2 separate regions of the Homo sapiens genome follow, and region 1 is linked to region 2. The links are chromatin loops, found by intact Hi-C in ENCODE. Cell type or tissue: OCI-LY7. All regions are shown on one strand. Each heading gives the region's core, and the rest is flanking DNA. Links, peaks and the distances in the headings are about the cores only.

What was found. Hi-C counts contacts between places; a loop is a spot of excess contacts. Peaks named below come from ENCODE experiments on the same cell type or tissue, not always from the same donor. Only the 100,000 strongest peaks of a DNase experiment are listed, where the experiment ranks them.
Region 1: it touches region 2 in a loop (10-fold over the local background); 4 of 110 quality-filtered maps call a loop at or near these places.

Annotation. Positions count from the first base shown.
Region 1 is chr4:39,344,741-39,360,951 of GRCh38, forward strand. RFC1 (replication factor C subunit 1) reads right to left here. Exons shown (of 25, transcript NM_002913.5): 2 at 6,608-6,736; 3 at 661-736. Among named protein-coding and RNA genes, the nearest start is that of RFC1, 14 kb to the right of the region's middle. RefSeq lists an enhancer at 9,355-9,404. In OCI-LY7, for the core only: no CTCF peak of the experiment used is centred there; DNase peaks (open chromatin) are centred at 8,901, 9,301 and 10,591; H3K4me3 peaks cover 4,011 bases; H3K27ac peaks cover 4,685 bases.
Region 2 is chr4:40,198,066-40,212,606 of GRCh38, forward strand. The region is part of intron 1 of RHOH (ras homolog family member H); the gene reads left to right. Among named protein-coding and RNA genes, the nearest start is that of RHOH, 8.3 kb to the left of the region's middle. RefSeq lists enhancers at 1-38, 6,915-6,974. In OCI-LY7, for the core only: no CTCF peak of the experiment used is centred there; DNase peaks (open chromatin) are centred at 3,066, 3,964, 6,626, 7,486 and 1 weaker place; H3K4me3 peaks cover 7,948 bases; H3K27ac peaks cover 7,949 bases.

The DNA.
Region 1 (16,211 bases), core at 4,048-12,047, 850 kb before region 2:
CACCACTGCACTCCAACCTGGGCAACAGGGCAAGACTGTCTCTAAATAAATTAATTAAATTAAATAAAAACACATATATCACATTCAAAATAAGTTTGACAAATGCTGCATACTATATCACTTTCTGAAGGAATCTTTAATACAAACATATTTTGGTTCTGATAAGTTCTATAATAAAATTGTTTGAAATTTTACTTGAGCATACAGCCCTCTTCTCACAGGACTTATTAACATCTCAGAGAGCTACGTATCTCAGAACATAGTTGATTTATTTATTTATAATTTTTTTGTTTTTTCTTGAGACAAAGTCTCACTACCCAGATTGGAGTGCAGTGGCGATCTTGGCTCACTGCAACCTCTGCCTCTGGGATTCAAGCAATTCTCATATCTCAGCCTCCTGAGTAGCTGGGATTGCAGGCGCGTGCCACCACGCCCAGCTAATTTTTGTATTTTTAACAGAGAAGGGGTTTCACCATGTTGGCCAGGCTGGTCTCGAACTCCTGACCTCAAGTCATCTGCCTGCCTTTGCCTCCCAAAGTGCTGCGATTGCGATTACAGGCATGAGCCACCGCACCCATCCTTAGAACATAGTTTAAAGCACTGTTCTAAGGGATATACAATAACTTTAAAATTTTAAAGCTCCTCAGAAGAAATTATTACCTGAATCATAGATGATCCTCTTTTTCTTGCTTGGTTGCTTTTGTTTGAAGTCATCCTCTTTACGGGAGCTATTTACCTATAAACATCACAATATAATTAGAACATAAAGAAGCCTATATAACTATCTTTTTTTTTTTTGAGACGGAGTCTCACTCTGTCATCCAGGCTGGAGCGCAGTGGCACGATCTCGGCTCACTGCAAGCTCCGCCTCCCAGGTTCACGCCATTCTCCTGCCTCAGCCTTCTGAGTAGCTGGGACCACAGAAACCCGCCACAATGCCTGGCTAATTTTTTGTATTTTTAGTAGAGACGGGGCTATCCTTTTTTCTCGTTAGATTTGGGCTCAGTCGTTTTAACCAGGGGGAATTTTGCATCCCCGCCCCCCAGAAGGCATTTGTCAATGTCTAGAAACATTTTTACTTATCACAAATGGGGGTAGGGAGGTTTACTGTCATGTAACAGGTAGATCAGGGATGCTACTAAACATCCTACAATGCACAGGACAGTCCTCCACAACAAAGAATTCTCCAGACTAAACTGTCAGTAATATACCCTTATTGGCTAAAAATAGGCCAGACAGTAACTGTACCACAATGGGAAAAAAATAATTACAGAAAACGCTATATTATTATTCAGCTCCATTTTCAACACTAACCTATGTATACAACAAAGAATAAAAGGATATCAGATATTACAAGGCAAGTGCTTCCTGAAAATGAAACGACAGAAACAGGAATAAATGCTAAGCTAGTGGCCTACCACTAGCCAATGCCTGTTAGGAAACTAAATAGAACCAGCCAGGCTCAGTGGCTCACGCCTGTAATCCCAACACTTTGGGAGGCCGAGGCGGGCAGATCACCTGAAGTCAGGAGTTCAAGACCAGCCTGACCAACATGAAGAAACTCCGTCTCTACTAAAAATACAAAATTAGCCAGGCGTGGTGGTACATGCCTGTAATCCCAGCTACTTGGGAGGCTGAGGCAGGAGAATCGCTTGAACCTGGGGGGCAGAGGTTGCAGTAAGCCAAGATCGCGCCATTGCATGCCAGCCTGGGCAACAAGAGCAAAATTCCGTCTCAAAAAAAAAAAAAAAGTACTAAATAAAACCAATGCAAAAGGTATTATTATATATTTTGTAGTTAAACATCACATTTCTAACATATTCAAATTTTCTCAGAAAGCATCAAGAAGGCAGTGAAAAAACTGATTGTAATCAATTATAAGGTAGAAATAGAAACTATTTCTATCCATTATAATAAAACTTCAAAAACATAAGAACAATCAACTAGCTTGCAAGAAAATGGAACAAATGAGCAATTATAATTTATATATACCACTGGATCAAGGACAGAGTCAGAATCAACCACACCTCAAAAGTAAGAGAAGAAGGTATCAAGTAAAGGAGAAAGCCACAGAAAGAAATCCCAAATTCTGCCTGTAAACTTTACCCAAATCTCTGGCTATCTCCTGAATTATACATATGTGGAACAACTCCTATAGCTTAGCTAAGGTTAAAAGAATTGAATAAAGATTTCAGCTGCTGCCCATTACAGGGGAGACAAGAGTTTGGAGCTTGAGTACAGCCAAGATCAATGCCTGATAAACCAAAAGAACACTCTTTGAAGGAATAACAGGATCCAAAGTTCCTACACTGTATCGTTCACAATGTCCAAGATAAATCCAAAATAACTAGAACATGCAAAGAGGAAATGTGACCTGTGGAGGCTAATTTCATATGTGAACCTGACTGAACCACAAGATGTCCAGATATTTGGTCAAACATCATATTAGGTGTTTCTACAAGGGTGTTTTTGAATGAGCTTAATATTTAAATCAATTGACTAAGTAAAGCAGACTGCCCTCCCTAATGGCATTAAGCCTCATCTAATCAGCTGAAAGCCTGGAAAGAACAAAGGCCAACCCTCTGCTGAATGAGAGGGAATTCCTCCTGCCCGACTGCCTTAGAGCTGGGATATCTCTGGGACACTTTCTTCCTGCCGTTGGACTCCAACTAAAACATCAGCTCTACCAATTCTTGGTAATAAATCTCTCTATGTATACACACATACATCCTATTGGTTCTGTTTCTCTACAGAACTCTGACTGTATAATACAGATTTTGGTACCAAGAAATGGGATACTACTATAAAACAAACAAACAAACAAAAACAAAACAAAACCTAAAATACAGAAGTGACTTTGGAACTGGGGAGAGGCTAGATATTTTCTAGCATGTAGAAAAAGCCTAGACTGCCATGAAGGAACTGCTGGTAGAAATATGAACGTTAAATGTAATAACAATGAGAGCTGATGAAGAGAAGAGAAGAGCTAGAGAAGAAGCCTCTTTCATCTCAGAGAATACATATATCATCATGAACAGAATGTTGGTATAAATATGAATGTTAAAGGCCAACCTGGTAAGGTTTTACATGGAAATGAGAAAGAGATTATTGGAAATTGGAAGAAAGACAATTCTTATTATAAAGTGGCACAGAACTTGGCCAAGTTGTGTCCTAGTGCTTTGTGAAAGATGGAACCTGTGAATGATGAAATCAGATATTTAGCTGAGGAGATTTCAAAGCAAAATCTTGAAGATGCGGCCTGAGTCCTCCTGACTGCTTGTAGTCAAATGCAAAACGGAAGAGATGAACTAATGAAGAAACCGGTCAGCCAAAAGGGACCAGAACTTGAAGATTTGTAAAATTCTCAGCCTGTCCGTATTTCAGAAAATGAAAAAGCAAGTTCTAGGCCAGGTGTGGTGGCTCACGCCTGTAATCCCAGCATTGTGGGAGACAGGCCAATCACTTCAGGTCAGGAGTTTGAGACCAGCTTGGCCAATATGGTAAAACCCCATCTCTAGGAAAAATACAAAAAATTAGCTGGACATGGTGGCACGCGACTATAGTCCCAGCTACTCAGGAGGCTGAGGCAGGAGATTCACTTGAACCTGGGAGGCAGAGGTTGCAGTGAGCCGAGATTGCGCCACTGCACTCCAGTCTGGGCAACAGAGCAAGACTCTGTTTCAAAAAAGAAAAGAAAAGAAAAGAAAAGAAAAGAAAAGAAAAGAAAAGAAAAGAAAAGAAAAAGCATGTTCTAAAGAGAATAGCAACGGTGTAGCTGGAGTATCACTTGATAAAGAGATTATGGGATTATACAGGCAAAAACACTGTCAGTTTGAATTGAAGAGGATGGAGAAAGGACAAAATGAAAGAAGGCTGTCAGACTTCTGAGATTCCAGTGACAGGACAACACAGCTATTCTTCAAGAAAAGGGAAGAATGGCCCCAAAAGCAATTCAGAGATCAACCATCAGAACTCCCTCTTCAAAAGATGGAGCTTGGTTTCAACAGATGAGACAGCCACCACCCAAAGCCTTGTGGGCAGGATGGCCCAGCAGAGCTGCAGAAGCAGGACAGCTGCCTGTGACTGTGGGGGTAGGGCCACTAACCCAGTGGGTCTAGAGGGCAGGGCATCAAGCCAAAGAGTTTATTTTCAAGGCTTATGTTCTGATTGAATTTGCCTTGCTAGGTTTTGGACTTGTTTGGGATCCATCACCCCTCCCTCCCTTCTGATTTCTCCTCTTTGGAATGGTAATGTCTATCCTATATGTCTGTTCTACTATCATATTTTAGAAGCACATTCCTTATCTGGTTTCACAGGTTCACAGCAAAAGAAAATTTTCCCTCAGGATGATTCATACCTCAAGTATCACCCATATCTGATTTGGATGATATTGACATGAGACTGTGGACTTCAGACTTGATGCTGAAATGAGTTAAGACTTTGGGGGCTGTTATGATGGAATGAATGTATTTTGCATGCAAGAAGGACATAAATTCTGGGTGGCCATGGATGGAATGTTATATCCTGAATGTCTGTGTCCCCAAAATTCACACGTTGAAGCCCTAACCCTCAGGGTGGCTATATTTGGAGTTGGAACCTCTAAACAAGTAATTAAGGATAAATAAGGTCGTAAGGGTGGGGCTCTGATCTGACAGGATTAGCATTCTATAAGAACAGACACCAGAGTGCTCATTCAATCTCTATCTCTCTTTCTCCACCAGTGCTCAATCTCTCTCTCCACCCATATGCACTAAGAAGAGGCTATGTGAGGACAACACGAGAAGGCAGCCATGTACAAAGCAGGAAAAAGGCCCTCACCAGACACCTAATCAGCCAGTACCATCTATTTTGTAGTATTTTGTCATGGTGGCCTGAACTAACACATGACCCAAAGAATCAGGACAAAAGGCATTTAATGAAGACCAATTTTGATACAACACAGATGTCAGAATTAGCAGATAAGAATTTTAAAGCAGCTACTAGGCCGGGCACGGTGGCTCACACCTGTAATCCCAGCACTTCAGGAGGCCGAGGCAGGTAGATCACCTGAGATCGGGAGTTTGAGACCAGCCTGGCCAATATGGAGAAACCCCAACTCTACTAAAAATACAAAATTAGCCGGGCATGGGGGCTCATGCCTAAAATCCCAGCTACTTGGGAGGCTGAGGCAGGAGAATTGCTTGAACCCAGGAGGCAGAGGTTGCGGTGAGCCGAGATCGTGCCATTGCACTCCAACCTGGGCAATGAGAGCAAAACTCCATCTCAAAATAAAAACTAAAGCAGCTACTATAATTACACTCAAGGACATAAAAGACAGAAATTAAAGCTACAAAAAAGAAACAAATGAAAATTCTAGAATTAAAAAATACAATATGTAAAATAAAAATTCACTAGATAGCCTTAACAGTAAATTGGTGATAAAAGAAGAATCAATGAACTTAAAGACAGAAAGAGAAAGTACTCAATCTGAAAAAAAGACTGATAAAAATGAACAAGGCTCAATGATCCGTGAGACAATATCAAAACTCCAACGTTTATGTAATTGTAATTCAAGAAGAGAAGAGAGAGAATGAGGCAGAAAAAATATTTGAAGAAATTATAGCAAAATGTTCCCAATTTTGATAAAAGATATAAATTTACAGATTAAAGAAGCTCAGAAACCAAAAATGGGATAAACAAAAGAAAACCACACTCAGGTAAGCCATAGTCAAACTGCTGAAAACCAAAAATTAAAAAATTCTTTAATGAACCATGAGAAAAACAACACACATGAGAAAACAACATCAATGACTGGAGGCATCTCATCAGATAAACTAGAAGCCAAAAAACAGTGGAACATCTTTAAAAGGCTTAAGTTTTTTAAAAAACAGTCAACCCAAAATTCCATATCCAGCAAAAATAACCTTCAAGAATGAAGGCAAAATAAAGACATTTTCAGATTAACAAAAACTTATAGAGGTTTATCACCAACAGACCTACACTACAAAAAATGCTAAACAAAATTCTTCAAGTTGAAAGAAAATGATATTAGACGAAAACTCAGATCTTCAGTGAGAAATGAAAAGCATCAGAAATAGCAAATACGTGCATAAAATAAAAACAGCAATTTTTGCCTTAATTTTTTTAAAAAATACACATCTATTTAAAGTAAAATTACATTGAATTGTGCAGTATTAACATATGTAGGTGTAATATATATGACAACTAGGGCATAAAGAATGGAGTGAATGGCTGGCACGGTGGCTCACGCCTGTAATCTCAGCACTTTGGGAGGCCAAGGCGGGCAGATCACGAGGTCAGGAGATCGAGACCATCCTGGCTAACACGGTGAAACCCCGTCTCTACTAAAAAATAGAAAAAATTAGCTGGGTGTGGTGGCGGGCGCCTGTAGTCCCAGCTACTCGGGAGACTGAGGCAGGAGAATGGCATGAACCCAGGAGGCGGAGCTTGCAGTCTGCCGAGATTGCACCACTGCACTACAGCCTGGGCGACAGAGCAAGACTCTGTCTCAGGAAAAAAAAAAAAAAAAAAAAAAAAAAAAAAAACTTATAAGAACTGAGTTTATTTTACATTTCATTCAATGCAAAATTATACCCAGAAAACTAACCTTGATTTCCTTTATTCCTTTCTTTGCTTTTAAAGTTTCTTCATCAGACTTTGTTTTCTCATTCTTCTTTACTGTTTCACTTACAAGTTTCTTTCCACTTGGTATTACTCCAAAGAATTTCCGAATGTCCTAAAAGCAAAAAACAGGAGATTCACGAATAAACATTAACCGCATAAAATTATAACTTCAATTGTAAGATGGGACAGCTTTATGTACACACTGGGTTACCCTGAGTAATTTTTCCATACCAAGATAGTTCCACGAATATAGTAGCTTTCTTTTCATGTGCAAAAGTTAACTGATAACTTTACCTGAGTTAAGAATAATTTGTCGGCCAGGCGCGGTGGCTCACGCCTGTAATCCCTCCACTTTGGGAGGCCGAGGTGGGTGGATCACTTGAGGTCAGGAGTTCGAGACCAGCCTGGCCAACATGGTGAAACCCCGTTTCTACTAAAAATACAAAAAATTAGCTGGGCATGGTGGCAGGTGCCTGTAATTCCAGCTACTTGGGAGTCTGAGGCAGGAGAATTGCTTGAACCCAGGAGGCAGAGGTTGCAGTAAGCCCAGGTAACACCACTGCACTCCAGCCTGCCTGGATGACAAAGCAAGACTCCGTCTCAAAAAAAAAAAAAAAAAAGAATAATTTGTCTAATAAAGAGTAATATAAATTCTCAGAATCAGGCCAAAAACAGGCCAAAATAAGCAAGTGATATTTTTGCTAATGACATCAGAGTTATTAAAGAGGCAAGTGGCAGTTACTTATTATTGATCATACATGCACATACACATACACATCCCATCATCCCAGGCATAGCTGGGGAGAAGACAAAGTTGGAGAATATGATCCTTGTCTGTGGAACATATACTCCAGTATGAAAGAATAACTCTCACAACCCTAATCATTCCTGGCAACTAAAAAGCTTCAAATTGTTTTCCTTTATATGATTTTTCAACATCCTGAAGAAAAAAAACCTTTGATGCTTATTACAATATGCTCTTTAATTACCCGTGTTAAACCACAGAATTCAAATTAATCACACTGAAACATTTACAATGTAATTTACAATTAAAATCACTCACTTTTCCTAACCTTTGCATAGTCTTCCCCACCTCTCTAAAATTTAGTTTAAGAAACTGTGGTATAGAGGAAAGGGAACAGACCTTAGAATCAGAAGCCTTAATTCAAATCTGTGCTCTAGTGCTTTTTAACTGTGTGATCTTGGGCAAGCTACTTTATCTGTTTTCTCCTCAGTAAAGTGGGACTAATACTGACCCTTTATGTGGATTAATTATGCATCTACCACAATTCTGGCCCAGTAAAAATCTTACCCTCACCTCATTTCTGAACTATCATCCCTTCATATTACTGAAACACTCTGTTTATCATTATCTCTGCTTATAGAGAAGGGTATAAGAAGAAAAAATAATGAGAATGTAGGATCTGAATTCCAAAGAACTGGATTTAAGAACCACCTGTATCATTTTCCCTCTTCCTATCCTTGATGGTTGTAATCACCAGTTTTTATCACTTTTTATCCCTACAACCTACCTCTCTTTATTGCCTGAGAGAAATGCCTATAAAAGTACTTTGTAAAGTGTTAAGAAAAGTTAGCAATTATTTCCTAGATCCTGACAATAATTGTCATACTCTTACAATGTCAAAAATCCCAAATAAGTGTGACACACACACACACACACACAAATAACTGTGGCTAAGCCAATAAACAAAGCAGATAATTGAAGTACATAGCATGTTAAATAATTTTTTTAAGGCCAAGTAAGGTAGCTCATGCCTATAATCCCAGTACTTTAGGAGGCCAATGCAAAAGGATCACTTGAGGCCAGGAGTTCAAGACCAGCCTGGTCAACATGGTGAAATCCCATTTCTACTAAAAATATGAAAATTAGCCAGGCACGGTGGTGCATGCCTATAATCCACCTGCTCTGAAGACTGGAGCACGAGAATCGCTTGAACCTGGGAGGCAGAAGTTGCAGTGTGGCGAGATTGTACCACTGCACTCCAGCCTGGGCGACAGAACGAGACTGTCTCAAAAAAAAAAAAAAAAAAAAAAATTAAAAAAAAAGATTAAAGACTTCTCTGGCTTTATATCCTCTTTTGTAAATCTCCTAGTTACAAATCCATCCTAATTAAGTCTAAGTTTAAAAGATACTGCTTACAGACTGGGTGTCTCAGCTATGAAACTGAGACATCTGTATCAGATGCTAAAGAGGAGAAGAACAATAAAGAAAACCACAGTCTTTCCTATAATTACAGAGAATCAAGTCTGAGGCTGACAACTACTTTATTGCTTCTGGAGCAAATGAGTTTCGTATCAGTTTCACTTTTGAAATTACACAGTGATTCTTCACTCAAACAATCATGACTGTTCTAAGTGAGCTCATAGATGGAAACATTTTAAAAATAAAAAGTAGTGATTGTTTAAACACATACACACAAAGACAGAGTGATAGTGCATGTGTGCCATGGAAATAACCAAACTGTAAATTAATAATCTGGTTAAAGCAAGTGGTGGTTTTCAACCTGTTTTCGGACCAAAAATGCTTAAAACTGAGAAGAGAAAGAAAACAAAATGTAATTCAGGAAACAGAGCCACTGTTAACACTGATCTGTCTGGTTTTTGTCTGTACAAAAATCTGCACTGCCACTCCTTAGCACTGTTACACCATTTCCTCCCTACGTAATTATTTCCACTCACATCCTCCTTTCTTTCCCTTTGCATTACTTTACCCTACTCCCCTAAACTCCCCCACACTCTGATGGCAACGTAAGAGTTAAAGAAATTGCAGCATCGTAACCTAACTCAGTATACACTAAAAATCAAAGCTTTTAGAAAATAATTTTCATCAGAATGGAAGCCATTCTACTCATACTTTTTTAGAACTATCTCCAGTGTGAGCAGCCATCTGAGGTATAAACATCTAAGAGGCAAAGGTCAGCAATTTGTCCTTAATTTATAGCACGTGACTTCACCTGACTGTTCCAATTAACATTTGCTGTCCAGTGTTCTAGACCTTCAAAGACTTCATGAAATGCAGAAAAACAAGTCTAACTCCCAAATAATGAATCTAAACACTTCTCTTGCCTGCACAGAATAATTCTTGTTGAGCATATGAGTGGAGAAAGGAACAAATATTTAAATTTATTTTTCAATCTTGGCAAGTAGAAGTCCCTCAAAGCAGAACATCAAGGCCAGAAACCATCCCTAAAGAAAGGCAGATTTTACTACACAAAAAGTGCCATAAACAAAGTTAAAATGCAAGCAACAGAGCTGGGCACTGTGGTGCACACCTACAGTCCCAGGTACCAGACAGGCTGAGACAAGAGGATTGCTTGAACCCAGGAGTTCAAGTTCAGCCTGGACAACATAGTGAAACTATCTCAAAAAAAAAAAAAAAAAAAAAAAAGCAACTAACTTAAAAACATCTACAACAGGCTGGACACAGTGGCTCACGCCTGTAATCCCGGCACTTTGGAGGCCGAGGCAGTTGGACTGCTTGAGACCAGCAGTTTGAGACCAGCCTGGCCAATACAGCAAAACCCCATCTCCACTAAAAATACAAAAATTGGCCATGTGTGGTGGTGCACACCTGTAATCCTAGCTACTCAGGGGGCTGAGGCACAAGAATCGCTTGAACCTGGGAGGCAGATGTTGCAGTAAGCCAAGAATGCCCCTTTGCACTCCAGTCTGGGCGACAGAGCGACACTCATCTCAAAAAAAAAAAAAAAAATACACACACACACACACACACACACACACACACACACACAACAGGCCAGGTGTGGTGGCTCACACCTGTAATCCCAACACTTTGAGAGGCCAAGGCGGGAGGATCATTTGAGCCCAAGAGTTTAATACCAGCCAGGGCAACACAGGGAGACCCCCATCTCTACAAATAAAAAAAAAAAAATCAGCCTAGTGTAGTGACACATGCCTGCATGCCTGTAGTCCCAGCTACTCAGGAGGCTGGGGTGGCACTTGCGCGCCAAGAGTTTGAGGCTGCAGTGAGCCATGACCATCACACCACTGTACTCCAGCCTGGGCAACAGAGCAATAACCTATCTTAAAACACACACACACACAAAACTTGTAAAAGGGTTCCTACAAATCAATAAAAGATAACCTAACCAATAGAAAAAATAAATAAAAGCTCCTAATAGGCAAAGTATAAAAGAAATGCAAATAGCCAACACACATAAAAAATGCTAGATGTCACAAATAAGCAGATAAGTTAAAACTTGATCATTTTCCCCTAAGTTTTAGAAGACTGATAATGCCCATATCTGTCAAGGATGTGGGGAAACAGATGCTCACGCACTATACTGCTGATAAAAGTGAAAACTGGTATAACCTTGGCTGGGCGCAATGGCTAACCCCTGTAATACCAGCACTTTGGGAGGCCGAGGTGAGTGGATCACGAGGTCAAGAGATCGAGACCATCCTGGCCGACATGGTGAAACCCCATCTCTACTAAAAATACAAAAATTAGCTGGGCATGGTGGCACACACCTGTAGTCCCAGCTACTTGGGAAGCTGAGGCAGGAAAACCGCTTGAACCCGGGAGGTGGAGGCTGCAGTGAGCCGAGATCATGCCACTGCACTCCAGCCTGGTGACAGAGCGAGACTTCACCTCAAAAAAAAAAAAAAAAAACACTGGTATAACCTTTATGGAAGGCAATCTAGCCACACTTACCAAAATTTTAAAGGTACATACCCTTTGCCCAGTAATTTCATTTCTAAAAGAAATGGTAGGCAGGGCGTGATGGCTCACACCTGTAATCCCAGCACTTTGGGAGGCCGAGGCGGGTGGATTACGAGGTCAGGAGTTCCAGACTGGCCTGGCCAACATGGCAAAACCCCATCTCTACTAAAAATACAAAAATTAGCCGAGCTTGGTGGTACGTGCCTGTAATCCCAGCTACTCAGGAGGCTGAGGCAGGAGAACGGCTTGAGCCCGGGAAGTGGAGGGTGCAGTGGACCAAGATCACGCCACTGCACTCCAGCCTGGGGAAAAAGTGCAAAACTCCGTCTTAAAAACAAAAAAATTCATTGAACACATGAACGGTTATTCCTCAGGCCACTGACCTTCACAACTGCACTCAGAAAGAGAGGTTCTTGATTATGTAAACCAAAATAAATGGTAGATTTGTTTTTAAAGATTATGTATTAAAAGAATCTTTTAATTGGGATTAACTTTGTGCTATGACTTTACCTAAGAAATTTTAAGAAGGTATTAAATTAATGCTGATTATATATTATTTCTGAGCTAAGTTAATAAAACTGAGTTTCTATAATTGATTTTCTGTTACTCTCATATTAAAACATTGTGGCTACAAAAAACAAAAATATACTTTCACTTTTAGTAGGACATTTCCTCTTCTTTAAAATTTATTTTAAGTCAAACTAATAACTTTTTTAAAGAAATCAGAAATATCTCTAGATTTATAATTGATGTTACTAATTTAACAGTCTAGCATGGGTCTCAAAAACTTCTCTGAGGAAAACACTGGTGAGTGAAATATAAGTGTGGTCTGAAAAACTTTTGAACAGTAACAAGTTCTAGCTAGGAAGAATTTTAAGAGCCCGCATCAACTTTTTTCATTCAATCATTCATTTATCCATTCAAGAAATATTTACTCAGAGCCTTTTATGGACCAAGAACTATTTTTGATGCTTGGGATAAACAAAACAGGCTAGGTCTCTGTTCTTGTGAAGCTTTCATTCTACTTTCTGTTCCTAATCTTTCTTTAATCCATCTTTAGAAAACAAAGCAGAGCACAGAAAAGAAAGAACAGAAGAAATAAAGCACACTGAGGGAACAGAAATAGAGAATAGAAACTACTTCCCCTACTCACCCCAGTATCTGTTAAGTCTACCTGAGAGGCCACTCCCATGACAGCAAAAAGACCCATTTCTACTGCTGTTGTGGCAAGAGGGAAGAATAAGATTCTGAAGTCATAATATTTACTATCATTGAGCTTTAGACTACGCATTCAATGAAATACTCTATCACAGAAGTTTCCAGGTACCTGATCCAAAAATACAAATCAACACAGGCATATTAAAATAGCAAATGGAAATAATTATCTAATTTAAGTTTAAAAAGCATCTTTTCATACCTGCATAACTGGGATAACTAAAGCATTTGAGACTGTTTATGCCTGATCTAATGGTTTATTTCAGAATTTTGACATTTTCACCAGGGCTAATGTACTCCGATTATGGTTTTTATTCATCCAGGAGCTAACTTTTTTTTTTTTTTCCCTTGAGACAGAGTCTTGCACTGTCGCCCAGGCTGGAGTGCAGTGGGGCGATTTCAGCTCACTGCAACCTCCAACTCCCAGGTTCATGCAGTTGTCCTGCCTCAGCCTCCCAAGTAGCTGGGATTACAGGTGCCCATCACCATACCCAGCTAATTTTTCTGTATTTTTAGTAGGGACAGGGTTTCACTATGTTGGCCAGGCTGGTCTCAAACTCCTGACCTCATGATCCACCTCCCAAAGTGCCAGGATTACAGGCATGAGCCACAGCGCCCGGCCCAGAAGCTAGCTTTTTACAACTGACTTCTGAGCCAAAAAAATCAAATTTAAACTACTTAAATGAACACAGAAATAAAGTCCAACTGGGCCAAGCGCAGTGGCTCACACCTGTAATCCCAGCACTTTGGGAGGCCAAGGCGGGTGGATCACCTGAGGTTGGGAGTTCGAGACCAGCCTGACCAACATGGAGAAACCCTGTCTCTACTTAAAAATACAAAAATAGCCAGGCATGGTGGTGCACACCTGTAATCCCAGCTACTAGGGAGGCTGAGACAGGAGAATCACTTCAACCTGGGAGGCAGAGGTTGCAGTGAGCTGAGATCGCACCATTGCACTCCAGCCTGGCCAAGAGCAAAATTCCGTTTCAAAAAAAAAGAAATTAAGTCCAAACTGAAAATAGACCTACAACATAATAAAATAACTGTATTTCTCTAGGCAATATTATTTGTCGCTAAGTGTTTTAATAGCTTAGATATAAAGTCATGCAACAGTGCGAGAGATGTTTTTATACCAGGAAGTTTTACCTTCTAGTTTATTTGTATTTTTAGTGGAAATATAAAGTTCACTTGTAATTATTCATTCCTCTAATATTTGTGGAAAACGCACCGTGAGCCACGCGCTATATGGCAGTTCCCTCTCCTTGTGACCCCTGCCCTTACAGAGCTTATATGCTAGTGAAGGAAGTTGTCAACACCTGCAACAAGTTGCTCATTTATTAAAATAAGCCAAAATGTGTGCCAAGGAAACAAAGCAGGTGCTCTCCCACTAATCATGCCAATTGTTTTTATGCTTTTGTGGATGAAAGCTACACATATTTTCCACGGAAATACGAAAAAACAAACATATGCACAAAACTTTGTATCCAATGTTAGGGGTTTTCCCCTAAAGCCTATTGGGAACCCCAAGTCAAAACTCCGGAACCACACACTCACACTGTGCGAACTAACTCACACCTACTTAACCCCAGTACCACTTATGTACATACCGATACTTCCTAAATCTTGTGTCTGTTTCTCCAGACCAGCTCTGAATTCCATATTTATGCAGCCAACATGCAGCCAAATCCATCCCATTGCAAATCTCCCAAAGGTGCCTCTAACTAATAATGTCCTCAACTAAATTTATCTTCAGCTGGGACCTGCTTCTCTCCCTTTATTCCCCATCTCCATGCATAGCACCACCATTCACCCAAAACAGAAACATGGCCACTGCTTTTCCTCCTCCCTCTGGCCCTCCACCTAATCATCCAACCTAAACGATCTCCCAAATACTGCTGTCTTCTCCCCTCTATTCCCACTGCCACTGCCTTGATTCAGGACTTCTTTTGTTTACTTAACACAACTTTCTAGAGGCCTCACTCTGTGCCATGCAATGATTTGAGCACTTTTAAAATATAAAGTCATTCAGCCCATCAATCAACAAGTAGATAAAGAAACTGTGGGAGATATATATATACAATGGAATACTACTCAATCATAAAAAGGAATGAATTAATGGCATTCGCAGCAACCCAGATGGGACTGGAAACTATTATTCTAAGTGAAGTAACTCAGGAATGGAAAACCAAACATTGTATATTCTCACTCACCCATAAGTGGGAGCTAAGCTATGAGGATGCAAAGGCATAAGAATAATACAATACGTGGTCGCTCAAGCCTGTAATCCCAGCACTTTAGGAGGCCGAGGCGGGTGGATCATGAGGTCAGGAGATCGAGACCATCATGGCTAACACGGTGAAACCCCATCTCTACTAAAAATACAAAAAATTAGCCAGGCATGGTGGCGGGCGCCTGTAGTCCCAGCTACTCAGGAGGCTGAGGCAGGAGAATGGCATGAACCCGGGAGGCGGACCTTGCAGTGAGCCAAGATTGCGCCACTGCACTCCAGCCTGGGTGACAGAGCGAGACTCTGTCTCAAAAAAAAAAAAAAAAGAATAATACAGTGGACTCTGGGGAGTCAGGGAAACGGTGGGAAGGAAGTGAGGGATAAAAGACTACAAACTGGATTCATACCTACTACTTGGGTGATGGGTGCACCAAAATCTCACAAATCGCCACTAAAGAACTTACTCATGTAACCAAATACCACCTGTTCCCCAAAAACCCATGGAAATAAAAAATTTAAAAATAATAATAAATAAATAAAAATGAAGGCAACACAAAAATGTTTTCTTTTTTTGGCCGGGTGCAGTGGCTGACACCTTAACTGCAGCACTTTGGGAGGCCAAGGTGAGTGGATCGTTTCAGGTCAGGAGTTTGAGACCAGCCTGGCCAACGTGGTGAAACCCCATCACTACTAAAAATACAAAAATCGGCCAGGTGCGGTGGCTCACCCCTGTAATCCCAGCACTTTGGGAGGCCAAGGCGGGCAGATTACTAGAGGTCAGGAGTTTGAGAACAGCCTGGCCAATATGGGGAAACCCCATCTCTACTAAAAATACAAAAAAATTAGCCAGACGTGGTGGCATACGTCTGTAGTCCCAGCTATTTGGGAGGCTGAGGCAAGCAAATCGCTTGAACCCAGGCAGCAGCGGTTGGCAGTGAGCCAAGGTCGCGCCACTGCACTCCAGCCTGGGTGACAGGGCGAGACTCCATCTCTATACAAAATAAAATTAAAATAAAATAAAATAAAATAAAATAAAATAAAATAAATACAATAAAATAAAATAAAATACAAAAATCAGCCTGGCATGGTGGCGAGCACCTGCAGTCCCAGCTACTTGGGAGGCTGAGGCAGGAGAATTGCTTGAACCTGGGAAGCGGAGGTTGCAGTGAGCTGAGATTGTACCACTGCACTCCAGCCTGAGCAACAGAGCGAGACTCTGTCTCAGAAAAAAAAAGGAGAAAGCAAATTATGTCACTGTGTTCATTTTATCTTTGAAGAGTACACAGTTTTATGCAAAATAAGTACCGCAGTATGCTGCAGAGCGGTTGACAAAATATTGTATTTTGGTTTTACTTCTCTATTTTGAAAGTAATAAAGAAATATAAGTATTTCTGGTTAATATTTTAAAACAGCCCACCAAATCCATGAGCAGAAATGGAT
Region 2 (14,541 bases), core at 2,766-10,765:
CCTATAATCTGGTAGTTGTGATAAGAAGTAAAATTTAGGAAGCAATGCAAGATGAGAATTCAGTGATGAGTGGGGCAGCACAGGCTTGAAGAGTTCTGTGAATTCCATGGAGGGGGCCTGGGGGCAAACTGGAGTTGTCAGGAAGATCTGGGCTTTGGAAGAATGCGAAGTGTCGGTAGAAGGAGAAGGGGCAGGTGATTTCAGACTGGGAGGACCTTGTGGGCAAAGGCACAAAGGCGAGACTGACCTGGAGATGATAAGGCCAGTTGAAGAGACACTGGAGAAGAGAAGACAGTTTGTTTTACACATTGCAGGAAATCAGATTAGACAGTTAGGGTGTGGACACAAAAGCGAGGACCTTGCAGGCACTGGGGAGAAGTGACCCCATTCAATAGTCCTTGGTCTCCTTCTGCCCTGCGGCTGCGCTTCCTCGGCTCTCACGGCACCAGCAGAATTCCATGTGAGAGGGAGCTTGTCGAGCGTGGCCTCTTCCCACTTGGGGCTGCTTTCTGCATCCCTGTGCCTGGCTGTGGGCCTCCATTTGCCCTCTACTGTCTTCCCTTAGGACATCATTTATGCAGAGAAAGGTTCGTGTGGCTCGGGGTACCAGTAAGACCTCCACCTCTGGTTTCTTCATTTTAAGGAGGCCCTTCAATTATCCAGGAATTAAAGTGGCCTTCCTCTTGGGAGAACGAGTTGGTTGATGAATGATAAGCAAGTCTCTATTCCTCAAAAGCCAGTCCCCAAATTCCATGAAATATGTGCTACTTTCTTTGCATGTCTAAATGAGATGGCACGGGTATGCTTCTGTTCTTTTTCTGGACGTTGTTTAGAGAGTCAGTAGATCATAATAATTCAGACACTTTTTTTCTGGACCATAAAATATCTGAACCCATATAATAACAAACATACAGCACGGTGAATAAGAACCCAACTTTTGAGCCAGATCACTTTGCATGGAATCCCCATTCTATCATTCTATCATTTCTGGGCTGTGGGAACCTCAGACAAGTTACTTAACTTCTTCAATGCTCAGATTAAAAAAAAAATTCACAAAATATCTCTAATAACAGTAATAATAACTGAAAATACCTACCTCAGAGGGTTGTCGTAGAGATCAAATGAGATAAAAATATGTAAAGCATGTAGCCTAGTGCCTGACTGAAAAAAAAATCTCTCAATAGATGCAACTCTTATGATTCTTATTAAGGACTTGGCTATTGCCACAAATGAAGGTGTTATGAGCCCTGGCTTAAGAGCAAGAAGCCTGCAAAGCTAACTCTCCTAATCCCAACATTCCTTTCCAGGGAAAGTAGGGTGACAGGTGGAGGCTGGGAATTAACGTTTTTTGAGCACCAAATATGGACAAGGCACAGGGGTTGGGTGTTTTTCTAGTGAGAATACATATGAAAGAAGGAAAACAAACTTGGAAACCGCTATTTTAAGCCATTTGGTAACAGTTTCTCTAGCTTATGAGATGAGAGAGGTCCTCTCAGTATCCGCTGCATTACTTGTGGGCCTCCTTGGTTGACGTCGCTCTCTGAACGCTTGGGGTGGAATTCTAGAGGTGCTTTTCATTAGAGGCAGAGAGCATGACCTTTCTTCCTTGCCCAGTTTAAATTAAATTATTTTATCTTACAATGTGTTAATTTTAGTGCTAGCAAGGCACAGCTAAAATTCCATTTCTACTTAGGAGTGGGGATCATTGTGGCAGTGAGTGCTTATTTGGGTTTGGGATGCTTGGATCTGGGTGAAAGCCAGGATTAAAAAGCATCCTCCTTCCCCATTCCACTCTCTAGGTTATAAATATTTTTTTGGATTAAAAGCCTCCTTTAAAAAAATGCAAATCCACCTGGCATGTTAATTGTGCAGGGGATTCCTAATTATGTGTGCAGATGACGTGAGTCACACGGTGATAGTGTTCCTTCTAGAGTCCCACTGGTGTCCTAAGGGAGGAGACTCTGGAGCTTTGTGTATGAAAAGGGATGGGCACAAGTCAGGATGGGGTGCACAGGTGGAGGCTGGGAGGCAGCATGACAGTGTGGGGGCTGGGGTGGGCTGTGAGAGCAAGGAGGGTGTCAGAGATGGAAAGGATGACCCCAGGGGGGTGGAAGGGTGCCAGAAACTTAGGGCTCCTCTGTGAGCTCTTTAGCCATTTGACTCTAGCAACTGCTTGAATGCCCTGAACAACCTTTTGACGACTTGCACAAGAAGTTGTCATACTGTTCCCCGGATGTGGACAGTTGTTCAGAGACCACGATCATGTGTCTGGTGTCTCACTGTGGAATAGTGGTTTCTAAAGCTGGCTGGACAGCAAAACCACCTGGGGAGCTTTTAAGAAACTGAAATTCCATGTCTCATACCCCAGCCCTCACGTGAGGTCCAGGAATCTGTGTGATTAAAAAATACAAGCCCCAAAACAACTTGGAAAGTGGTCGTTTTGCAGGTGGGGATTTAGGAACCAAGAATCCAGAACTCTCCTACCAGGGCCCCAGAAACCGTAAGTTGAATAAGTGCTGAAATGAGGCAAATTGATCTACTCTCTATTGTGATTAATATCTTCACACAGCAAGTATTTTCCTTTGTTTTGAGTTCATTCCTTGAGATGAGTTATCGGGAGCGGGGTGACTGGGTCCAGGATATGAGGATGTTTAGCTCAGTCATACCCGCATTTTAACACGCAAACGTACGGTGCCGCTCATTTAAAAACCAAAGTGTTGTATACATGTAGAAGCTATATATTATTCCGGGGCAGCCCAAAGAGGGGATGTTGCTTTCAAGCGAAAGCACCAAATCACATTCTTTTCTGGTAAAATAGAATACTAATGAATTGCTTTTGGAAGAAATTTCCAGAGCATTACTGAATGTTCAAGTGCTTCTTAGAGCACAAGTTGAACCTTTCTTATCTCTGCACTCAGTTTCTCGTAAAACTGAAGTCACAGTGACCTCTTCCCCATTTCGTAGAAAAGAAACCCAAGGAAGAGAGTGGTTAAGAAACAGAAGATACGGTTCTCATCACATTTGCCTGAGAACTACGTATAGTCATCCATTCAGTGCCTCGTTAAGTAAATAAATGATTGAATCATTTGTATACATGACCTCATGGAAAAAAGCACGGTAAAATGAATGTTTGAGGGTGGGTAGACAGAATTATTCAACCCGGACAGGTGTTAGATGTTCACTCTATCCCCCCCTTTTTTTTTGCATTAGGTTTTATTCATTATTTGCATCATCTATGGACCTAAAAGCATGCTCATTGTCACACAGATGGGAACAGGGTGAATTTTCAATGATTTCAATGAAAAAAAAAAAAAGATGTGCTGTTGCAAAATATCAAGGGAGATGTTTACAGTGGTGTTCTAGAACCGGCTTGCTCTCAAGTGCTGATTGTAATATTTTCAGAAATTTTCCAAGCCAGTGACATTATTGACTTCTCTTTATCTGTGTGATGGAAATGCTATATAATATTGTGCTATCTGAGCATCTGTTTTCAATTTTGCATTCAGCGATGTCATGATGGTGGCTTGAAATTGGCTATGGTAAAAGTACACTGTGAAAATCAGCAAACACAATAAATCAGGCTCCCCACCTTTTTTTTTTCGGGGCGGGGGGCAAGCATGTTGTTAAACGTTTACTAGCATGCTACTGAGGAACTGTGTAAAATACAAATATGGCAATTTGACGATATGTATCAAGAGCCATTAAAGTGTTCATACACTTTGATCCATTCATTCCACCCCTGGAAATTTATTCCGAATAAATAATTCAAAGAAAAGTAATATGCATGAACATATTCACTGTATTATCATTTATAGCAGCAAAATCTGAAAATACCCTGAACACTAAGCAATAGGAGTTCTGGCAACATTAACTCCATGAGTTTTTTTTTTTTTTTTTTTTTTTTTAAGACAGGGTCTTGTTTTGTCACCCAGGCTGGAGTGCAGTGTGTAATCACAGCTCACTCAGCCTTGACCTCCTGTGCTCATTTGATCCTCCTGCCTTAGCCTCCCAAGTAGCTGGGACCACAGGCGTGTGCCACCACACTTGGCTAACTTTTTTTTTGTAGAGACGGGGTCTCACTTTGTTGCCCAGCCTGGTCTCCATCTCCTGGGATCAAGTGATCCTCCTGCCTTGGCCTCCCAAAGTGCTAGGATTACAGGCACGTCACTGCGCACAGCCCATGGGTTCTTTTAAAGTCATTAAAAATCATAGTTATGATGGTTATGAAAATATGTTTGATATGATGTTAGGTTAGAAAATCAGAATTAAAAATTTTAATTACATTCTGATTTTGTTGTGAATAAGAATTAAATGTGAGCCGTAAAAAAATGAATGACAGCATTTGGTATGTTAGAATGGTGAAATAGTAGAATTTGTTTTTATTTTGTTTATTGTAGTCGTGGTGTGTGTTCATTTAAGAAATTTGGAGAACACCTGTTAATAAGTGATCTTGAGTAGTTTTAACATTTAGGAGGAAGGCTATGAGTTTTGTGAACCACATGGGGCTTTACCTTTAACCGGTAGATGTTACTGTGAATCCCTGGGCAGGGTATTGTAAAGGGAGTTTGGAGCTAGGCAGTGTGAGCTGTGGATGCTAAAGGGGTTTCTTTAGAGCAGCTTAAGGAGGAGGAAGAAGTAAGTAACTGTGTCCTGAGGACTTGCTAAAAGTAGACTGCAAGGACTGAGAAATAGCCCAGAGAAAAACTACCATCAAAGGCCAGAGAGACAGGCGAGAGAAGGTTTCTTAGGAAGAGACAAGGAGACGCTGATCTCAGAGGTGAACAACATGGATAAGAAATTAACTCCATTTTGACCTGAAAAAAATAGGGGCTGACACCAGAAAGGAAATGATTTTTGTAGAGCAATGGTTCTCAAGTTTTATTTATTTATTTATTTTTAGTTTTTTTTAAATTTTTTATTTTTTGAGATGGAGTCTCGCTCTGTTGCCCAGGCTGGAGTGCAGTGGCATGATCTTGGCTCACTGCAAGCTCCGCTTCCCGGGTTCACGCCATTCTCCTGCCTCAGCCTCCGGAGTAGCTGGGAATACAGGTGCCCGCCACCAGGCCCCGCTAATTATTTTGTATTTTTAGTTGAGACGGAGTTTCACCGTGTTAGCCAGGATGGTCTCGATCTCCTGACCTCGTGATCCGCCCGCCTCGGCCTCCCAAAGTGCTGGGATTACAGGCGTGAGCCACCGCGCCCGGCCAGTTCTCAAGTTTTAGTGTGTTTAAGAATCACCTGGATGAGTGCGGGAAGAGTTAACTAATTTAGCATCCAGGTTCCATCTCCATGCATTCTGATACGGTTGGTCTAGAGGTTGGCAGGAATATGCATTTTTAACAAATCCTCCCACCCTATGAAGACTCTGATGTGAATTGCCTGCAGATTACACTTTGAGAAACACTAGTGGAATAAATGCAACAGTTTGGTTTTGTCCAGGGAAGGTATATCTGTGAGTGTGTGTGTGTGTGTGTGTGTGAGAGAGAGAGAGTGTGTGTGTGTGTGTTGAAGGTGAAGCCGCTACTTAAAGGCTCAGAATTGAAGGACTTATAATGTAAAAGGGGAATGAAAACAGAGAAAGCCCAGAGGGACAAGTTATTTATTTGTTATAGAAACAAACAGCAAAAACCAGGAAGCTGTACTTACGATATTCCTTAAAGGAATATAGTTTGTGGCACAAAATCCTCTTCCACAGTTAAACAATTTTGTCCAGCACTTGAACCAATTAAAAGTAGCTGTGACTAGGGGAACTATGAGCACAGAGAAAGATGGTCATGGGGAGAGTCTGGGACCCATAAACATTCTATTTCAGGCCATCGAGCGGTGGTTATTAAACCCGTGGTAGAATATGGGAGTGCTACGGACAGAAAACACTCTGGACCTTACTGTATGATAACATTATGTTAAAGAAGAAAAGAAAGTATATTTTTTGATGAAATGTAGTATTTTATATACAGAACTCAGCACTCAAAATAGTAATAACAATTAGACTTATGCCACAACAACATTATATCACAAAATAAACATATGAAAGTGAATGACATCGCAGTAGCCACTGTTCTGAGATTATCTGCTTCACCTGGCTTTGGAAGTTTAGTGATTGTAATAGCTTTCAAATAGCCTTCAATGTCTCGTGCTCTTCTTAAAGTGGAGATGATTCTTTTACTTTAATCACATTCCCCATCGTCAGGGCCTCTGATCTCTTGAGACATGATGTGGTAAATCAAGGATAAGTTAACAACCCATCTTCACATTGGAGGCGCAAGTCACAGGGTCTGTCGGATGTGCAAGGGTCTAACGCCTGAAATCAGACCTCTTTCTACAAGCACGCGCTGACTATTCTATTCCCCACCTAACAGGGTTTTTCATGGACTGATTGGCTTGTGCTTTGGAGCAATGTTTCCTAATCACTAGTTTTGGTCACAGATTCGTTTGACAATGTGATGAGAGCCAAAGACTTTCTCACACAGGGCCATGAACATTTGCTGCACAGTCCTAGGGGATATAAGGACCCTCTAAAACCCATTCATGGACTCTCAGGGATCTAGAGGCCTCAAGTGAGGAGCTCTGCCCTCAGCAGAGGGAGCATTGCAGAGGAAGTTCTGGTTATTACTGACATCAGATTAAGCCCCTAAAGACAGAAATGCTGCTTCTCCAATTGATGGCTGAAATGAGGGTAAGATGGCGGATACAGGTGTAGTTTTATAGCATCAGATCCTTAAAATGAGTAGCATGTGGGGCTAGAGTTGTTTCCCTTCAGATAACATATGATTAATGCTCTAAATCCTTAGTTCTGAATTCTCTCATGTGAAGCCAGGGTTGGTTCCCATTTGGGAAAGCAGTCTCTCAAGATGCCACTTTAATGTCTTACTTATCAGCTCGTGATGCCTTGGGTGGCACAAGAAATGCAGGCAGGGCCGGGCGAGGTGGCTCACACTTGTAATCCCAGCACTTTGGGAGGCCGAGGCAGGCAGATCATCTGAGGTCAGGAGTTCGAAATCAGCCTGGCCAACATGGCAAAGCCCCAGCTCTACTAAAAATACAAAATTAGCTGGGCGTGGTGGCACATGAGCCTGTAATCCTAGCTACTCTGGAGGCTGAGGCAGGAGAATCGCTTGAATCCAGGAGACAGAGGTTTCAGTGAGCCAAGATCGTGTCACTGCACTGCAGTCTGGGCAACAAAGTGAGACTCAGTTTACAAGAAAAAGAAATGCAGGCAGGTTGTAAGCACTGATCTGGCCAACTCTAGAGTGTAGTGAGTAGTGTGGGGTCAGCTGATGCCCCTAAGCAACGTACTGGATACCCAGCCCAGCTGCTTTTAGGGTGAAAGGCATTAGCATTAGCCGGTGGGTAAAGTGCTCCCTTCTGGGTGTAAGATGTAGTTGTCTTATCTGAAGCTGAACATCTGGTTGGGCTTTGATAACTTTGAAGATAGTTCTTTTCCTGTGTAGCCTTTTGATCACAGAAGCCCTGTTGGTCATCTTCCATTAGTGGGTATCTGACCTGCAATTTGGGGAACTGAGTGTTTTCAGCTGAAAGCTCAGGGCTTTGTTCATTTCCTGTCCTCCCAGACTGTGGTATCAGGCAGGGTATGGAGACTTACCCCAAACCCGTCTGTTTAAATTAGCCAACCCTACTGGAAGTGGTAAGATGAGGCCACATTCTCATGTCACGGTCATACAGTGGATTGACACTGGATGAGAAAGAGAAACGCACTTCATCTTCATCCCTCCGGAGAAAAAGAATGTGAAATTGACTAAATACATGGTGAGTCAAGGTTCTCTTGGTGTGGGATAGCATAAAAATTGGAAATCTGTCTTTGAGATAGAAAGGGAAAATCTATAACAAATATGTTCCAGTAATCAGTGTGCCTTCATGTCTATAACCATTTTAATTATTGCACATCCATGACTACATTTCTTGTAAGTTTCAATATCTATTTTAATAATAATATTGCATCATACAGTCACAGCCCTCAAAACACAAATATTCCATGTACACCAAAGGCTGGTAGCAAAGTCTCTACTCCTCTTACCTCCTGGAGATTATTTTCCCCTGCCAGGTCATTATGTCTAGCAACCTAGTTGCCCATGCAGAGAATGGACTGGCACAAATCTCTTCCTTGGCTCTTTTCCTTTCTTTCAGGCAGGACCCCTACTTTTAATTTGTCTTCCCTCCAGGTCCAGCTGTCACCTTCTTGAGAGACTCTAAATATACAACCCTTACTACGAACCTTTTTCTCCCTTTCTTGCATTTTTTTTTCTCAGTTGCCACAAAAAATTCTTCTGGTCTTTGTTCCAGTTTTGAGCTGAAAATGATCCCAACTGTGGTTGAGAAGCATAAGAATGCCTGTAATTATTCCTTCTAACAAGGAAAAGGAAACTCAATATATTTAGAGTCAAATTTAAATGATGTAAAATCAATTACAAAAACCTTTAAGGGGCCTAAAAGTCCCCTTTGGCATACTTTTTCTTGATAAAACCTGATTTTCCTCAAGCTCTACTCTTTGGGCAGTAACTTGCTGAAAATTATATCAATAGTAGTCTTTCTCTGTCTTCTTCATGTGATAAGGAAGTAGGAGAGAGGGTTGGAGGCACGTACAGGAAATAGGAGGGGAAAAGCCAGAAAAACCCTTACTTATTGACAATACCACAATTTCCTATATGTGCCAAAACAATATTGTCACTATATTCCTAAACACAGAATATCCGGCAATATCAGAGAAATATCTATAATAATTTCTACTTTAAAAATATAATAGTAATGGATATTTGTTGTAGCAAATATGTCATATGCCTTTTAGGTTAAATATACTTGTATACATCTTATTTGTAAGTGTTTATGTATTAAAATTGCCATCAGGCTGGGCGCGGTGGCTCATGCCTGTAATCCCAGCACTTTGGGAGGCTGAAGCGGGCGGATCACGAGGTCAGGAGTTCAAGACCAGCCTGGCCAAGATGGTGAAACCCCGTCTCTTCTAAAACTACAAAAATTAGCCAGGCATGGTGGCAGGCACCTTTAATCCCAGCTACTCGGGAGGCTGAGGCAGGGAATTGCTTGAACCTGGGAGGCAGAGTTTGCAGTGAGCAGAGATCGTGCCACTGCACTCCGGCCCAGACAACAGACTGAGACTCCATCTCAAAAAAAAAAAAAAAGTCATCATCCCAGTGTTTTTCCTCCACGATGTGCAAAATCTATAGAAAGAAGCATAAACATTGCTTCCTAATGTGATAGAAATACAGCTAATAATTGTAGGATCATTTGAATTAACAAAAGGCAACTATGAGTATTTTTTCTGAGTCCTATAGCTATCTTTCCTTTTTTTTCATCCTCTACATTTCAGGAAAAGCAATTGAAATGTACATTGTGGCAGTGTTTCTATTACATTCTAGAGCTATGAAAACACATGGATGGTTTTCAGGATGCAGCAGGAGGGTTCTACGTAAAACGTCGGTCCAGAGTTCAAACCCCAAACTAATAGTTTTGGATTTCCCCAAGTACTACCCACTTAATATGTCACCAGGAAAGACCCATCACACACATATATGGAAGGAAAAATTAAAGTTTCTCCTCCAGCAGGGGCTAGATGCTTGTGGTTTCTGTTTAAAAACTAGATGGTGGCCGGGCACTGTGGCTCACGCCTGTAATCCCGGCACTTTGGGAGGCCAAGGCGAACGGATTACCTGAGGTCAGGAGTTCGAGACCAGCCTGGCCAACATAGTGAAACCTGGTCTCTACTAAAAATACAAAAATTAGCCAGGCGTGGTTGCTCACACCTGTAATCCCAGCTACATGGGAGGCTGAGGCACAGAATTGCTTGAACCCAGGAGGCGGAGGTTGCAGTGAGCTGAGATCATGCCACTGCACTCCAGCCTGGGCAACAGAGTGAGACTTGGTCTCAAAAAACAAATAAATAAATAATAATTTAAAAAAACTAGATGGTACAATTGTGTTAAAAAAAAAAATCACCAGCGTTTTCAGCCTACGTTTATATCTACTTTTTTTTGGACCTGTGACCGATCAACCTTAAAAAGTTATATTATCTTCCAGCTTCCTCTGATTTACTTGTCCTTTCTTTGGAGGACTAAAATGATCATACTCTTTTTATTTCCCTACAATCAATCGAGCTATTTGGAATTTAAATGTTAGTGCTCCTTCCTTTATAAATTTGGTCGTGATTGATTTTATTTCTCAACAGGTACGTAGCTCATTATTTTATCCATTAATTATAGTTACTTTTTGTTTCCTTTGCCAATTTTGGGAGTGCTTAACAACTCTTAAGAACTGTTTCATTAACGAATTAGTAACCAATGTAAAATGCAGAATAAATAACAAGTTCAGTTGCCTTTATAGTCTTTAAGGTTTGCTTAGAAACTTTTAAATTATAATCAAGTTTTTTCTTTTCCTACCAAATATTGGCCAAAGTACAATTTATAAACAATATCATCAGCCAGTCAGGAAAACGAGCTAAATATTCCTTCTTCTCTCCACTTAATATGCTCTGTTCTCAATTATTATTTTGAATTTTTTTAGGAGGCTTTCGAAAGGCCTTTTTTCAGAAAAATTGTGAGTTTTGGGCAGCAACATGAATGATCAGCTTTAAATTGTTCATAGTCTTTGACCATGTTTAAGAATTATTCCTAAGACAACAACGCAAGGTGTTTTATTATAAAAGCAAGACTTCTCAACACAATGGTGTCTGCTAATAATAGAGAAACCAAGAAACAACTTAAAATGCCCAACAGAAATGTATAAGGTGATAAAGGTGACAAAGTGAGACCCTGTCTCAAAAAATATATACATATAATATTTGTATTTATAATATAAAAAGGCCTATATATGTATTCTTATACATGAATTCAGAATATGGAGGTAAATAAATATGTTAGAAATTATCTAGTGTGTGATAAGATTACATGATTTAAAATGTTTTTCATTTTTTCCTGTCTTTTTTATAAGTAGCATATATTGTTTGTATATAAAAAAGGCCAATAATCCTTATTAACAGAATGTCAGTTTTTGGTGTGAGGTTAATAAAGAAATTAGTTAAAATGATTCTGACATGAGAGTTTTTTCTGACATTTTGAAAGAAACCTAATGCTTTGAAAGCCCTAAGTCTATAATTAAATTGTATCTAATAAAATTTAGAGGCTCTTTAGATTTAGAGGGATTTTGAGTTTCTCAAAGCATAGAAAACGACTTTTAGTGAGAGATGTTGGAATTATCAGTTAAGTTTGTGAGTGGTTTCTGTTTTTAAAATATGAGATAATTAGCATTAGCTAGTATCAGGCTTTAAGCAAAATATAAAATATTCAAGTGATGAATACAGACGATTATTTCTACATTTTAACCTGTAAAAAGGTTCCCAAAGAGATTTTTTTTTCTTTTTTCTTTTAGTGAGACAGGATGTCACTCTGTTGCCCAGGCTAGAGTGCAGTGGCATGATGATGGCTCACTGCACCTTCCACCTCCTGGGGTCAGGTGATTCTCCCACCTCAGCCTCCCGAATTGCTGGGACTACAGGAATGCACCACCATGCCGGCTAAGTTTTGTATTTTTTTGTAGAGATGGGGTTTCACCATGTTGCCCAGACTGGTCTTGAATTCTTCAAGCATATTCACCCACCTCGGCCTCCCAAAGTGCTGGGATTACAGGCCTGAGCCATGGCGCCCAGTCAAGAGATCCTTTAAGAAGCACATTTTCCTTATGCATCTTAAATATTCAATTAGAAAAGAATTGACTTTCAAATATTTTGAAAGACATATCTTCTAGGTAAATCATAAATATATTCATTCTGTGTAAAGTAGGAAAATAAAGGAAAATTACCTTGTATCTTTTCATGGCCATTTCTCTACACAGTAATACCAAATATCTAAAAGTTTGTTAATTCAAAATGCCAAATATTAGTTGGAATATCATATAACTCTTTGAAAAGTTGATTCGTTTAGTGAAAAAGACTTTTCCTCTTAAACGGAGTGAAATCTCGTGTCTGATTTGTGTAATATTCCTGATTACATTGTGTGCGTGTGTGTGTGTGTGTGTGTGTGTGTGTGTGTGTTTCTGTGTTTCTTTCCGGCTTGGTTTAACAATAATTCATGATCATAAGAGGACAGCTATTGCTTGTAATGAACCCAGCTGATCAATGAACAATGCTTTGTATAACAATTGTGTAATTGAAAGTGATACAATACCTACCAACGGGGACTTAAAGCAACCAGGATTCATTTCTCCACGTAACAGGAATTCGGAGGTCTGCGTTTCCGGCCCTGGGCCAATGGCTCAATAAGACTGCCTGCCATTTTGTTGTCTTTTGTCATGGCTGCACGATGATTGCTGCAGCTTCTAGCCATGTACTCCATTCAAGACGCACGGGAAGGTTGGGGTGGAAAGGAGGATGAGTTGGCAGTGGTTGTCTCATTTTCCAGGAAACCAAGAATTTTCCCGGAGGCCTCCCAGATATCAGCTTCCGTGTCATTGGTAGAACTAGGTTACACAGCCACTCCAGCTGCCGTGAAGGTGGGAAACAGGAAATAGACTTATTATTAACAATTCCCTTAGAGCATACATTCCTAACAGGCAGGGTGGGTGGGTGTGGGGAACATGGTGGAGAATAGGGTGAGGGTTGTGGTGGGGCGTAGATGGGGTGGTGCTGTTGATATCATCCCTTAAGGGAAGGATATTGCTTTTGTGGGAGGGAAAAGGCAGGAAAAATATCCCACTCTATATGTATAAAGCACAGTTATACATACAGCATATATGCAGACATATAATTTGTCTATGGTATTAAAATTTCATGCATGGGGCAATTAGGAAAAAAGCGTCTAAAAATGCTCTTAGGGAGATGATGTTGAAAAAAAGTTGAGAAATACTGGGCTAGACCAAACATGATCCATTGCCTGAAGCTTACGTATTATCTATTACTGATGACAAAGAGAGGCACAGGTATGGAGTGGCAAACTAACAATGCGTGCCGTAGAGAATGTCATACATTAAATTAATGAACAGCTTACTTTATGTTGTAATTGTTGTTGGTCTTCTCTCATTGTACTGTAAACATCTTAAAAGTGGGAACTGTGTCTTATTTCGATGTATATCTTTGTATATTAGCACACTAGTCCCTCAAGAGGTATGTTTTGTAAGTTGAATGGAACAAACAACATTTTATTTAACATATACTTTATTTCTATTTTTTTTAAATTTTATTTATTTATTTATTTTGAGACAGCCTCTCTCTTTCTCACCGAGGCCAGAGTGCAGTGGTGCAATCTCAGCTCACTGCAACCTCTGCCTCCTGGGCTCAAGAGATTCTTGTGCCTCAGCCTCACAAGTAGCTGGGATTACAGACGTGTACCACCATGCCTGGCTAATTTTTTTGTTGTTGTATTTTTAGCAGAGACGGGCTTTCACTATGTTGGCCAGGCTGGTCTTGAACTCCCGGCCTCAAGTGATCCGCCTGCCTCGGCCTCCCAAAGTGTAATGTTGATTATTTTTAATGGCAAAAATGAAGTGATGCAGGAAGACATTTAAGCGTCATAGGTGATGTCTTGGGGGTAGTTTCACAGGATTTTTAGCGAGCTGTTTGATTGCTCTTATGTGGATGGTACAAAGACCAAAAGAGGTTTTGCAAACAGTGGAGTCATAAATGATTGTGCATGAGATAATTAGTTCTGATAGTTCCGTTAGTTTGTTTGTAAGAGATGAAAAGGAAATAAAATGGAAAAAGAGAGAAGATTTGTTTTGTTTTGTTTTACTTTTTAGCTGGATTGTTTTTTCTGTGCCTAAGCTGCTTCAGTTGTAAAATGGGAATTATAATGTCAAAATCCTTCCTTCTCGAATTGTGATGGTCAAATGAAAAGCTGTCTGAGAAAGCTGCCCCGAGCTGTCTAACAGTATTCCTCCAGCTGGACTATGCTTCTGAGTCATCCGATGCTTTAAAAATACATCTTCCCAGGAAAACATTGTAAACAACTCCCAGGGTACATAATGATTTAGATGATTAAATTTGGAGGCTGCCCTGACTTCACTACCCTGGGCCTCAACTGCTTTATAAATTATGAATACAGATACTTCCTAGGACTGTAGGGTGGATAGCAAATGAAGCGAATTAACTGCCAAATCCTTCCTTAACATCTTCGTTATGATCAATATTATGAACCTAGGCAATCTTCATCCATACATTGGACACTTGACCTTGGGATGGATTAGACTTCCTCAGTTTCCTTTGTCCTCTGTGCAAAATCTAGAATATTGCCAGCCTATCGTCAGAGTGCAACACGTTTGAGGAATTATTGCATGATTGATATTGTTGAGAGTTCAGATTAATGTCACTTCAGATAATCCACAGATGACATGGAAAACTGGTGGGCTACCGGTGCTATTTGAAGTCAACGAGGGCTTGCACTTAGCTGGGAATGGGCGAGAGAATAGGATTAATGCCCAGGAAGATATATCTTCTGATCCTCACCTCTCTTTTGTATATAGGTGATTTTTTAAAAAACTTCCTTCTCCTCCAATCAAAACTGGCTTTGAGGAAAGAATGGG